Regions from separate parts of the Homo sapiens genome. Here regions 1 and 2 are each linked to region 3. Evidence: read pairs that join two places in POLR2A ChIA-PET (ENCODE). Cell type or tissue: HepG2. All regions are shown on one strand.

Region 1 (4,000 bases), 500 kb after region 3:
AAAAGACCAGTGTGGCTGAAGAGTGTGGAGTGAGAAGAGGAGTGGAACAAGATGAAGTAAGGAAGTTGGCAAGACCCAGACAAGATTCTGTAGGCGTGTTGAGGACTTTGGTCTTTATTCTATTTTTAGCACAAGAAGTAAAACAATGAGTCATTGATTTCAAGAACATCACTCTCACTAGCATATAGAAAATAGGAGAGAGGCAAGAGTGGATGTTACAAGATTATTGCAGCACTTCAGGCAACAGATATTGGAAGCGTGGATAAAGGAGGTAGTGTTACTGATGAAAGAAGTGTTTGAACCAGGAGTTATTTAGAAAGTACAAATGAAGAACTTGGCAACGGGTTGTATAAAAGAAGGGAGGAGACCATCAAGGATGATTTCAAGGGGTTGGAATTGTTAAATTAGTTATGTCGGGGAAATATTCACTGAGAAAGGGAGTAGGAAAGAGAATCAGTTTTGTCTTGAGTCTTTGTTTTTTCTTGTCTTTGAGTCATAATGGTGGAAGATTAGATGATAAATTTGGTTTGGTACATGCTAAGTTTGAAGTACCTTTGAGGTATGCACAGGGAAATATCAGGTAGGCAGTTAAATAAAAGGTCTAGTGCAGTGGCTCTAAAATCAGGGATAATTTTTTTCCTCCAGGGGACATTTGCCAACGTCTGGAGATATTCTTGGTTGTCACAATGTAGTGAGAGGTGCTATTGGTATCTGGAAAGTAGAGGCCAAGGATGTTGCCAAACATGCTACAATGTGCAGGACAACCACACCCCTCACAGCAAAGAATTATCCAACCCAAAATGTCAATAGTGCCAAAGGTGAGAAACGCTGGTCTATAGATATTTGAGAGTCATTGGCCAAAAGCCTTGGGTATTTATAAGATCACAAATAGAAAGAATAAGAGTAAGAAAAAAAGTGGCATAGTACAGATTTTTGAGGAACTTTAATGCATAATGGCGGGATGACTTACCCAACATAAGAGACTGAGAAGGAGCCACAGAGAAGTAGGAGGAAAACTCAAAGAAAATGGAGTCACAAAAGCCAAATTTTGGGTAGGGGAGTGATGAAAAGTGTCAGATGCTACCAAGAAGACAAAGGAAATGGGGACTGATGAGTGTTCATTGCACTTAGGAATGTGAAGGTCATTGGTAGCCTTTGCAAGAGCAGTTTTGGTAGGACGATGTTGAGACAAGACATACTGCAGTGGGTTGAGAAATGAATGGAAGATGAACAAATGGAAGCAGTTAGTGTAGGCAATGCTTTTAGGAAGTTTGGCAATGGAAGGGAGGAGAGTGAAAGAACAGTCCTGGCAAGAAATGTGGAGGTCAAGAACAGTTTGGGGTTCAGTGATTTTTTTGGTGTTTTATTTTGTTTTAATTTTTTTATTATGGAAAATTTCTTACATATATAAAGTAAGCAGAATATTACAATGGACTTCAATGTACCCTAGATTCTATGGACTCTGGATTCTCTTTTATTTCTCAGATGAGTAATGTTTGTTCTAGGAGGGAGTTGATTTGGCTGGACTCAAATTCTCAACTCTGTCTCTCCTAATCAGCAACAACTTAAATCTCTGCTTGGTTCTTTCAGATTCCAGCTGTACTTTTTTTTTTTTTTTTTTTGCCAATCCCCCTGTGTGTGCATAGTTTAGTGGTCAGCCAATAATTTGGGTAGATTGGGGAGTTTATCCTTTCCGCGGCTTATTCCCTTCCAGAACCCACCCCCTCTTCATTTCCTGGCTTCTCTTCTAGCCCCAACTCTATTATCTGATACCTCAAGCTATTAAGACTTTGGCCTCCTGTTGCCCCAAGTTGCCTGCAGATTGGACTGCCTTCAGGCAAAAAGCTGCAAACTTGCAAATCCCAAAAGGTATAATTCCTGCTTTCAAAGCTTGATTCCCCTCCAATATCTGTCTGCTCTTGACCAAACCCCATTGCCTTCGCACATGCGTGTGTGTGTGTGTGTGTGTGTGTGTGTGTGATGATGGAGTAGCTCAAGACTGTCACTAACCTCTCTTCCCATCCCCAGCTCCATCCCCCACTGCAAGAACCTCATGCACATGTGTCTGAACATCCCAACCCCCATGTCCAAGTTTCAGTCACGGACTCAGGCCTAGGGATCCAGCTACTGCAGTGTGGTCTGTACTTGGGAGGAGGGACCTGGAAAAGAGGCCCAAACAGTCCCTGGAATCAGCCTTGGGGTCATTTGGTCAGGGAATTCTGGCATCTTGGGTACTGGTCTAGAGGAAGGAAAAAAGGGCACAGACTCTGGGGAGCACAGGCTCCATGTGGGCACACCCCATGGCCCCATGGACTCCTTGCCCTGTGGAGAGAAGCAATTGGAAGAAAGCCAGAGGATGACCCTCTAAACTGCTGGGGCCTCGGGCAGGAATCTTTCTTGCCCAGGTCTATGGGCAAATTTAATTAATGCAATACCTAGTACTATGGACTTTGCTCAGTTCCTAATCTGACTGCCTGGTTTCTCTGTGTGTACGTGTTTTATTTCTTTTAGTGGACTGTTCATCACCATTCATGACAAAGGTCATCTTGCAACAATGCTGAATTCTTGGCCAGAAGACAATATTAAGGTATGATCCCGTTTTCATTGCTATTTAATCATTGTTGGGTGAATCATTTCAGCCTAAACCAGAGTCATTTCCATCTATAAAATGAGCCATTATGACACTGAAGGCAGCATACTACCTCCCATTCCTAAGCCACAGACCTGTTATAGCCAAGTACAAATACACCACAGAGCAGAGGTTTGCATTAACCAGGCATCCATGTGACATTGCCCTTCATTATTGTGATTATTAGTCTGAAGATATGTTCAGCATGTGTTGAGTCCTTGCTAAATATATGGTGCCAGTTTCCATGGTAGACGCAGAGAGAAATCAGGCATAGACCCTCTTCTCGAGTAGCTGACATGTTATATGGAAAATAAGCCAAAGGCACAAAAGACTAACAAGGTGGAACTTGTCCAGAGATAAATAAAGTACACGAAAAGAACTGAGGGTGTTCTTCTAGAGGCAATGACGATTTTTAGCCTGAGGAGATTCAGGGATGACTTCCTGGGGGAAGTGACAGTGGAGCTGGGCCTTGAATTTAGGGGTAGGCTGTGGACAGTTAGGTAGTGGAGAGACTAGGCTGTGGAGTGAGGACATTCTGTACCAAGAGTAAAAGCCTATGATGGACAATATCTTCACACTTGGGTATGTGTACCCTGGGAGTACACAGCAGTGTGGGGGTGGGGATGAGGGGCATAAATGTAGAATGACAAAATAAACCTGCCACTTCTTCCAGGAGCATCCATTTTACTCAAAAATTTAAGAAGAAAACATTTCTGTATACCAAACAATATACGTTATAGAATGCAAAAGTTGCCATATTTTTTTTTTTTTTTGAGACAGAGTCTCACTCTGTCGTCCAGGTTGGAGTGCAGTCACAGATTATTGCAACCTCAATCTCCTGGGCTCAGGTGATCCTCCCACCTCAGCCTCCCCCGTAGCTGGGACGACAGGCATGGGCCACTATGCCTGGGTAATTTTTTGTATTTTTTTGCAGAGATAGGGTTTTGCCATGTTGCCCTGACTGGTCCTGAATTTCTGGGCCCAAGTGATCTGTCCATCGACGCCTCCCAAAATTCTGGGATTACAGGCGTGAGCCACCGTGCCTAGTGATGTTAATTTTTATACATAAAACATGCAACTTTGTAGAAATGTATTAGCCTCTGGCTAAATCCCCAGATCTCCTCCTGCTATAGAGATGTCTATGGAGGAGTTTGAGGGGTTCTGGTATCTAAGATCATTGTTACTTCTGGAAACAAAATGGGTGTGGCAAAAATGCAGAACATCCACTGGCTGGGTGGTAAGGGCATTTTTGGCACCTGAGCTGGGGAGGGGTTGGTGCTGACCAAGCATAGTACAAGGAACTTCCAAGGCCAATGCTCACATCACCCTGCCTTGCCTGGGAGGCCATGGTACTCCAACACATCTACTCTG
Region 2 (4,000 bases), 220 kb before region 3:
AGTAGATGAAACAGTAAGTTAAAATATAGTCTGTGTTAAGAAGCTCGTTACCTATACAATGAACAAGATTTAAGAAAAGGTGACAGGAAAATTCCATAATCCTTATTTATTCTAGTGAAGAACAGCAATGTAAGAAGCATAATTTTTAAATTTCCAAAATAAATAATCTAAATATTATGAACAAAAACTAAAACCTCACTTGTTTACATATATAGTAAGATGAGAGGATAAACTGCATGAGTAAGCTTTTCAATGTGTTTATATAAACTTACAAGAGATCATTCTTTATCCTAATGCTGCCAAACATGTTACTTTTTCAAATTCAGAAAAAAAAAAAAAAAAACTCACATGTCATTCAGCATACGGAGAAGGAGAAGAAAGGTGCTATATGAACTCAGGGCAAAGTTACAGCTGAAAAAATATTATGTTTTCAGTAGGGCAAAGTAGACAGGTCATCTATGTGAAGTCTGCTTGTTATAAATGAACAATTTGTAGTAAGTTCAGTATTTTCATCCAAAGGGTGGTATTCCCATTAACCTCAAGTAAGAATAAGAACCAGGCTTAAGGTGATATTATGTTTTTCCTCCTGAGACATTAAAAAAATAAATAAATAAGAGCTTCTAGATTACTTTAGAAAGGTCACAGCAAGGCCACATAACAAACAGCACATACCAATATGGCAATTCAGATTTCTGTCATTTGACAAAAGCTAAGAAAGATCACTAGAATGAAGATTATTGTTCACTAAGGTGGCCAATAAGATAGCACTCACTCACTACTTCACTAAACTACAAGGTTTTGTGGACAAAAGGCCAACAGTGGCCCTCTAACTGAGTTCCACATTTTTTTAAGTGTATATTGATAGCCAGTTTAATCCCAATACATAATTCAAGAAAAAGCACCCATCAACAACAAGTAGGACATATAATCTCTTTACTTGTTTTAATTACAGCACATGAGTACGTTACTCACATATTAGTATAACAGAGTAACACTTAGTTCTCCCAAATAGTCTGCCCTGTTGCCCAACCTCAAGCCATCTACCAGTTCCCTGGGCATATGGTCATTCCAAAATTCATTTGAGAAAATCTTTCCTTAATTAGGCATGGTATTGCTCATATCTGGTTTGGTTTGGACCTATCCAGCTGCAAATTCCTCTTTTCATACTCAGTTCCCGTTATCATTTCTTCAGTCAGAAAAGGTCCTGAACTAATAATGTTTTGGGGGTTTTTTCTTTCTTTCTTTCTTTCTTTTTTAGACAGTCTTGCTCTCTTACCCAGGCTGGAGTGCAGTGGTGTGATCTCGGCTCACTGCAACCTCTGCCTCCCAAGTTCAAGCGATTCTCCTGCTTCAGCCTCCAGAGTGGCTGGAATCACAGGCATACACAACCACACCCAGCTAATTTTGTGTGTGTGTGTGTGTGTGTGTGTGTGTGCGTGCATGTGCGTATTTTTAGTAGAGACAGTGTTTCACCATGTTGGCGAGGCTGGTCTGGAACTCCTGACCTCAGGTGATCCCCCCATGCCCAGACTTTTTGGGGTTTTTTTTCTAATGCAGTTAAATGAAGACTTAAAGCGCAATGAGTGTATGCACTTAAATTCTGAATCAGATGAACTGTAGAAGTGCTTTTCAGGCCGGGCCACGGTGGCTCACGCGTGTAATCCCAACACTTTGGGAGACCAAGGCAGGCAGATCACAAGGTCAGGAGATGGAGACCATCCTGGCTAACACGGTGAAACCCCGGCTCTATTAAAAATACAAAAAAAAAAAATTAGCTGGGCATGGTGGCTGGCGCCTGTAGTCACAGCTACTCGGGAGGCTGAGGCAGGAGAATAGCATGAACCCGGGAGGCAGAGCTTGCAGTGAGCCGAGATCGCGCCACTGCGCTCCAGCCTGGGCGAAAGTGCGAGACTCCATCTCAGAAAAAAAAAAAAAAAAAAAGTGCTTTTCAACTCCATTTACTGCAGAATATAGACTTCTCGATTATGTCTTTCCAAATTAATCTACACACAAGATTTTTTCCTTTCAAGCTTCCTATGCTTATTATAGCAAGGAAACAACTGACCATAACCTATCAATTGTGTTGTGTAACCTTAAGAAACTTCATTTTCTGTGCTTTTGTCCCCCTCTCCAATTAGCATGACAAACTCAGCAATCCAGTCTATCACTACAAGATGTAACGATGTTGAATAGAGTTTTGCAAAATACTTACAAAAGTATTTTAACAGTTTATAGATTAGAGAGTGATATAACAATAATCAACAGTGATTTTTTTTTCTTTCTTTCTTTCTTTTTTTTTGAGACAGTTTCGCTCTTATTGCCCAGGCTGGAGTGCAATGGCATGATCTCAGCTCACTGCAACCTTCCACCTCCTGGGTTCACGCCATTCTCCTGCCTCAGCCTCCCGAGTAGCTGGGACTAGAGGTGCCCGCCACCACACCCAGCTATTTTTTGTATTTTTAATAGAGACGGGGTTTCACTATGTTAGTCAGGCTGGTCTCGAACTCCTGACCTCAGGTGATCCGCCCGCCTCAGCCTCCCAAAGTGCTGGGATAAGAGGCGTGGGCCACCACGCTCGGCCCAGTAATTATTTTTTTTTTTTTGGAGACGGAGTCTTGCTCTGTCACACAGGCTGGAGTGCAGTGGTGCGATCTCGGCTCACTGCAAGCTCAGCCCCCCAGGGTTCACGCCATTCTCCTGCCTCAGCCTCCCGAGTAGCTGGGACTACAGGCGCCCGCCACCACGCCCAGCGAATTTTTTTTGCATTTTTAGTAGAGACGGGGTTTCACCGTGTTAGCCAGGATGGTCTCGATCTCCTGACCTCGTGATCTGCCTGCCTCAGCCACCCAAAGTGCTGGGATTACAGGCGTGAGCCACCATGCCCGGACCAGCAATAATTTTTTTTTTTTTTTTTTTTTTTTGAGACAGAGTCTCGCTCTTTCGCCCAGGCCGGACTGCAGTGGCGCTATCTCGGCTCACTGCAAGCTCCGCCCCCCGGGTTCACGCCATTCTCCTGCCTCAGCCTCCTGAGTAGCTGGGATTACAGGCGCCCACCACCGCCTGGCTAATTTTTTTGTATTTTTAGTAGAGACGGGGTTTCGATGGTCTCGATCTCCTGACCTCACAATCCGCCCACCTCGGCCTCCCAAAGTTCTGGGATTACAGGTGTGTACCACGGTGCCGGGCCCCAGCCCAATTTTAATATTGGCTGAAATTTTAATATTTTTAAAAATTCAGCCAACTTTGTTCAATATCCAGTGAGTCTAGAGCAATTAGTAAAAACTTAAATGCTGAGCTAGCTTTGTTTCAACAGTAAAAATGATTTTGATAATAAACATAGGGATGAAAATCTAGTGAAACTGTAAAATCACATTTATCCAGGATCAGCTCTTAGTTATGAATTCCAAAGTGATAGAAGAAAGAAATTTATAGACCAGACGTTACCTCTATCATGGAAATCTCTCTTTTATTTTGTATTCTAGTTGCATGTGGTTAAGATCTTACACAAAATTTGTGTACAGAGAGCATCAAGAATGAATCTAGTCCATATAACCTAAAACACAACAGGCAATCAGTGTCTGTCTACAGGCAAAACCATAATTTTAGGAATTAAAATCTGGAAATGTTTATACAAACTTTAACCCCTAAAATAACATTACTCTAACAACGATGGTGTCAATATTTAGCATGTATGTATAAATAAATAGGTTTACGTGCACAATTCCCCTTTGGAATCCTCTTACCAAAGGAAGTATTCACTGAACTTTCTAAATAAACCCAAAATAATATACTATAAAAATCTGAGTCTAGTCTCCACTTTAGCTGGTTTTTTCATAATGCCTGCATCTAAGAAGACTAACAGGTTTCAGAATGAAGAATGCAATCCTCATATGGTATTTTAGCCCCTCAATTATGTTCACAACCTGATAATCATCAATTCCAGTAGAAATTGTCACAAAAAGAAAAACTAGTTTTGGTTTTTCTTCTCAATCTTTTTTCT
Region 3 (4,000 bases):
ATTTCACCTTAATTTCACCTGTGAGTTCCAGACTTAGTCATCTCCTAAAATGATTTGTAATCTTTTTCCCCCTACTAATGGTTCATATGTTAAAAAATAAGCAAAATCCAAGAAAAAGTTTTCTCACAAAATAACCTTTTAATCAAATTAATGTTTAACATTTGTTCTTGCTATTGTCTAGCTTTTCTTAAATGCACACTCAATTACTACATATTTGCAATAACACTGTAGAATTTTATATTTGACATTTTCATTTGACATTATTCCATGTCTATTGTTCTGTGTTGTTTTAGTCTTTCTTACCTTTTTTGTGCCCACTTCTTTCCCCTAACCACCTCCAAATACTCTCTGCCCAATGTATCCTAATTCCACTCAATTCTCATGAAACCACATACAAATGTATATATGTATAATTTGTTTATTGTTTGATAAAAGTGAATCACATTCCATAAACTTCCTATTTACTTTCCTCATTTGATGGTACACCATGGATATATTTCCAGGTCAATAGATCTAGATCCAATTCACTGAAAATAAACCTGCCAAATATAATTGTTTTGCTGCTAATTCAACCTTTATTGATGGACATCAGGATTTTCCAGTTACCATCAACAATATCACAATAAACATTCTTGTATGTACATCCTTTATAGAAGTATGTATCTATTACTTCTGTAGAATATGTTCTTGGTTTGTTGGGTTAAAGGTAAGTGTAGCCGAGCATGGTGGCTTACGCCTGTAATCCCAGCACTTTGGGAGGCCAAGGTGAGTGAATCACCTGAGGTCAGGAGTTTGAGACCAGCATAGCTAACATGGTGAAACCCCGTCTCTACTAAAAATACAAAGATTAATCCGCCGGGCACGGTGGCTCACACCTGTAATCCCAACACTTTGGGAGGCTGAGGTGGGCAGATCATGAGGTCAAGAGATCGAGACCATCCTGGCCAACCAACATGCTGAAACCCCGTCTCTACTAAAAATACAAAAATTAGCCAGGCGTGGTGGCACACACCTGTGTTCCAGTTACTCAGGAGGGTGAGGCAGGAGAATTGCTTGAACCCGGGAGGCAGAGGGTGCAGTGAGCCAAGGTCGTGTCACTGCACTCCAGCCTGGGTGACAGAGCGAGACTCCATGTCAAAAAAAAAAAAAAAAATTAGCCAGGCCTGGTGGTGCACGCCTGTAATCCCAGCTTCTCGGGAAGCTGAGGGAGGAGAATTGCTTGAACCCGGGAGGCGGAGGTTGCAGTGAGCCAAGATCACACCACTGCACTCCACCCTCGGTGAGAGTGAGACTGTCTCAAAATAAACAAATAAATACATAAAAATAAAGGTACGTGTAATTTAAATTTTAACAGGTGTTGCAAGATGACTTTCCCAAAGGTTGTATTCCTACATTCCTACAAGCTTATTAAGTTATCTGTGCAAATACTGTGAGAAGCAGTAAAGCACCATGGTTAAGAACAGAAGCTTTAGATCAAGACTATCTGGTATAAATCCTCGCTCTTCCATTACAACCTGTGTGACCTCAAGCAAGTTAAGTAATTACGTCATACCTCAGTTTCATATCTGTAAAATGGGGATAATAACAGTCGCTACTCATTATTGATATGTGTAAAATGATTGGAACAGTGCCTGAGTGTACTGAGTATATAATAAGTACTCAGTAAGGGTCAGCTGTCATTATAGTTATGATGAAGTGAAATATTAATATAATCGACTCACTGCATTTCCTCCACTGTTTTTTTGTCATCAAGATATGGTAGAAGATTCTCCTTGCCTATTTCAATGTGACACAGCCATCTCAGCAGTTGTTTTTTGTTTCCTTATTTCTTTTTGTTTTCAGCAGTTATTAATGCTAGCAAATCAGGATTTTTCCAGCCATTCACAGCTATGACACATCATTTCACACTGTTCTTCAGTGTGTTCTAAAAGTATTTCTGTCTGTCTGAGTCTTTCAGGTTTAATGAGCTCAGCCCAAAGAGCAGTGTTCCTAAACGGGGCATGGCAGCAAGAGCTCATGGCCATTCTGGTACAGAATTGAGGCCACGTTTTCACAGTAATAAACAGAAAAATGTCGTATTTCTCTACCCCTTTTTAATTTGAGAGGATGTCAGTAGCTTTGTGTGAAAGGAATCATGCTCCAGAGAAAAAAAACAGGTTTTTTTTTCAAAGGGCAGAAAGTAAACATTTCATTTGATTGAGCCACTGATAGAGCAATCCACTCTGCATCTTCCAATCTGTTTTGTTGGAGCACGTAGTGAGTATTCCAAGTACATATTTACACTAAGTTCCGTTCAATGCGGATTCAAACAAACAGAAAGATCAAATATTTGGAAGTTCTTCTACAGATTACTTTTGTGATTAAGAGACAAAAGCAGCAGTCAGAAAACTTACAGACAGAAGGCTTTTTTTTTTTTTTTTAGACGGAGTCTCGCACTCTCAACCAGGCTGGAGTGCAGTGGTGCTATCTCGGCTCACTGCAAGCTCCGCCTCCCAGGTTCACGCCATTCTCTTGCCTCAGACTCCGGAGTAGCTGGGACTACAGGCGCCTGCCACCATGCCCAGCTAATTTTTTTGTATTTTTAGTAGAGGCGGGGTTTCACCGTGTTAGCTAGGATGGTCTCGATCTCCTGACCTTGTGATCCACCTGCCTCGGCCTCCCGAAGTGCTGGGATTACAGGCGTGAGCCACCGCGCCCGGCCAACAGAAGGCTTTTCTAAAGCAACTTTTAGGGAATGTTGCAGAATCAACCCACATTCAATCTATTAACTCCATCAGACATTTACTGAGCACATGTTATGTACAAGACACCATCCTAGGCATTGATGAGAATAGAGCATAAAGAGAAATATGGCAGGATTGGAGTTAAGATTCGTCTGGGGGAGAAAACACCATGTAGGTAGTAATAAGCCGTGCATTAAGTCTTTCTTGGTATGAAGTGAGAGAAAACTCCATTCAAACTGACTTAAACAAACAAAAAAATTATTCATGGCTGGGCATGGTGACTTATACCTGTAATCCTAGCACGTTGGGAGGCTGAGGCAGGAGGACTACTTGAGGCCAGGAGTTTGAGACCAGCCTGGGAAACATAATGAGACCCTACCTCTACCAAAAAAAAAAAAAAAAAAAAAATCTGGGCATGGTGCCATGTGCCTGTAGTTCTAGCTACCTGGGAGGCTGATGTGGAAGGATTGCTTGAGGCCAGGAAGTTGAGGCAGCAGTGAGCCATGATCGTACCACTGCACTCCAGCCTGGGCAACAAAGCAAGAACCTGCCTTTAAAAAAAAATTATTCACTTATATTATGAAAAGTCTGGCTTCGGCCAGGTGCTGTGACTCACACCTGTAATCCCAGCACTTTGGCAGGCCAAGGCAGGCGGATCATCTGAGGTCGGGAGTTTGAGACCAGCCTGACCAACATAGAGAAATCCTGTCTCTACTAAAAATATAAAAAAATTAGCTGGACGTGGTGGCGCATGCCTGTAATACCAGCTACTCGGGAGACTGAGGGAGGAGAATCTCTTGAACCCGGAAGGCAGAGGTTGCGGTGAGCTGAGATTGCACCATTGCGCGCCAGCCTGGACAACAAGAACAAAATTCCGTCTCAAAAAAAGAAAGAAAGAAAGAAAAAGAAAGAAAGAGGAAGGAAGGAAGGAAGGAAGGGAGGGAGGGAGAGAGGGAGGGAGGGAGGAAGGGAGGAAGAGAGAAGTCTGGCTTCAAATGGGGGTTGATCAAAAGGCTCAAGTAATGTCATTGGGACCCCAAATCTCTTCACCTTCTGCATCTGCTCTCCAAAGTGTAGCCCTCACTCTATGTGGTGGTTCCTACAGCTCTAGCTCTATGTATTCCCTGATTTAATTATGACAGAAAATAGAACTTCTCTTCCCCAATAGTATGATGTAAGTCTTGGATAGGACTTACAGTGGCCTGAATTTGATTGATACACTGAACTTATCACAGTGGCCAAAGGAATGTCATGTTCTAACTGGACAAGTCTGAGTG

The links. ChIA-PET counts read pairs that join two places held together with the same protein. Peaks named below come from ENCODE experiments on the same cell type or tissue, not always from the same donor. Only the 100,000 strongest peaks of a DNase experiment are listed, where the experiment ranks them.
Region 1: POLR2A ChIA-PET joins it to region 3 with 5 read pairs; 1 of 35 experiments calls an interaction of 5 or more read pairs at or near these places.
Region 2: POLR2A ChIA-PET joins it to region 3 with 7 read pairs; 4 of 35 experiments call an interaction of 5 or more read pairs at or near these places.

Annotation. Positions count from the first base shown.
Region 1 is chr11:86,507,379-86,511,378 of GRCh38, reverse strand. ME3 (malic enzyme 3) reads left to right here. Exons shown (of 15, transcript NM_001161586.3): 5 at 2,512-2,587. Among named protein-coding and RNA genes, the nearest start is that of CCDC81, 130 kb to the right of the region's middle. In HepG2, no CTCF peak of the experiment used is centred here; DNase peaks (open chromatin) are centred at 1,538 and 2,488.
Region 2 is chr11:87,221,103-87,225,102 of GRCh38, reverse strand. All of the region lies in intron 5 of TMEM135 (transmembrane protein 135), which reads right to left. Among named protein-coding and RNA genes, the nearest start is that of TMEM135, 190 kb to the right of the region's middle. In HepG2, no CTCF peak of the experiment used is centred here; no DNase peak of the experiment used is centred here.
Region 3 is chr11:87,003,714-87,007,713 of GRCh38, reverse strand. No RefSeq gene overlaps it. Among named protein-coding and RNA genes, the nearest start is that of TMEM135, 32 kb to the left of the region's middle. In HepG2, no CTCF peak of the experiment used is centred here; a DNase peak (open chromatin) is centred at 2,293; H3K4me3 peaks cover 453 bases.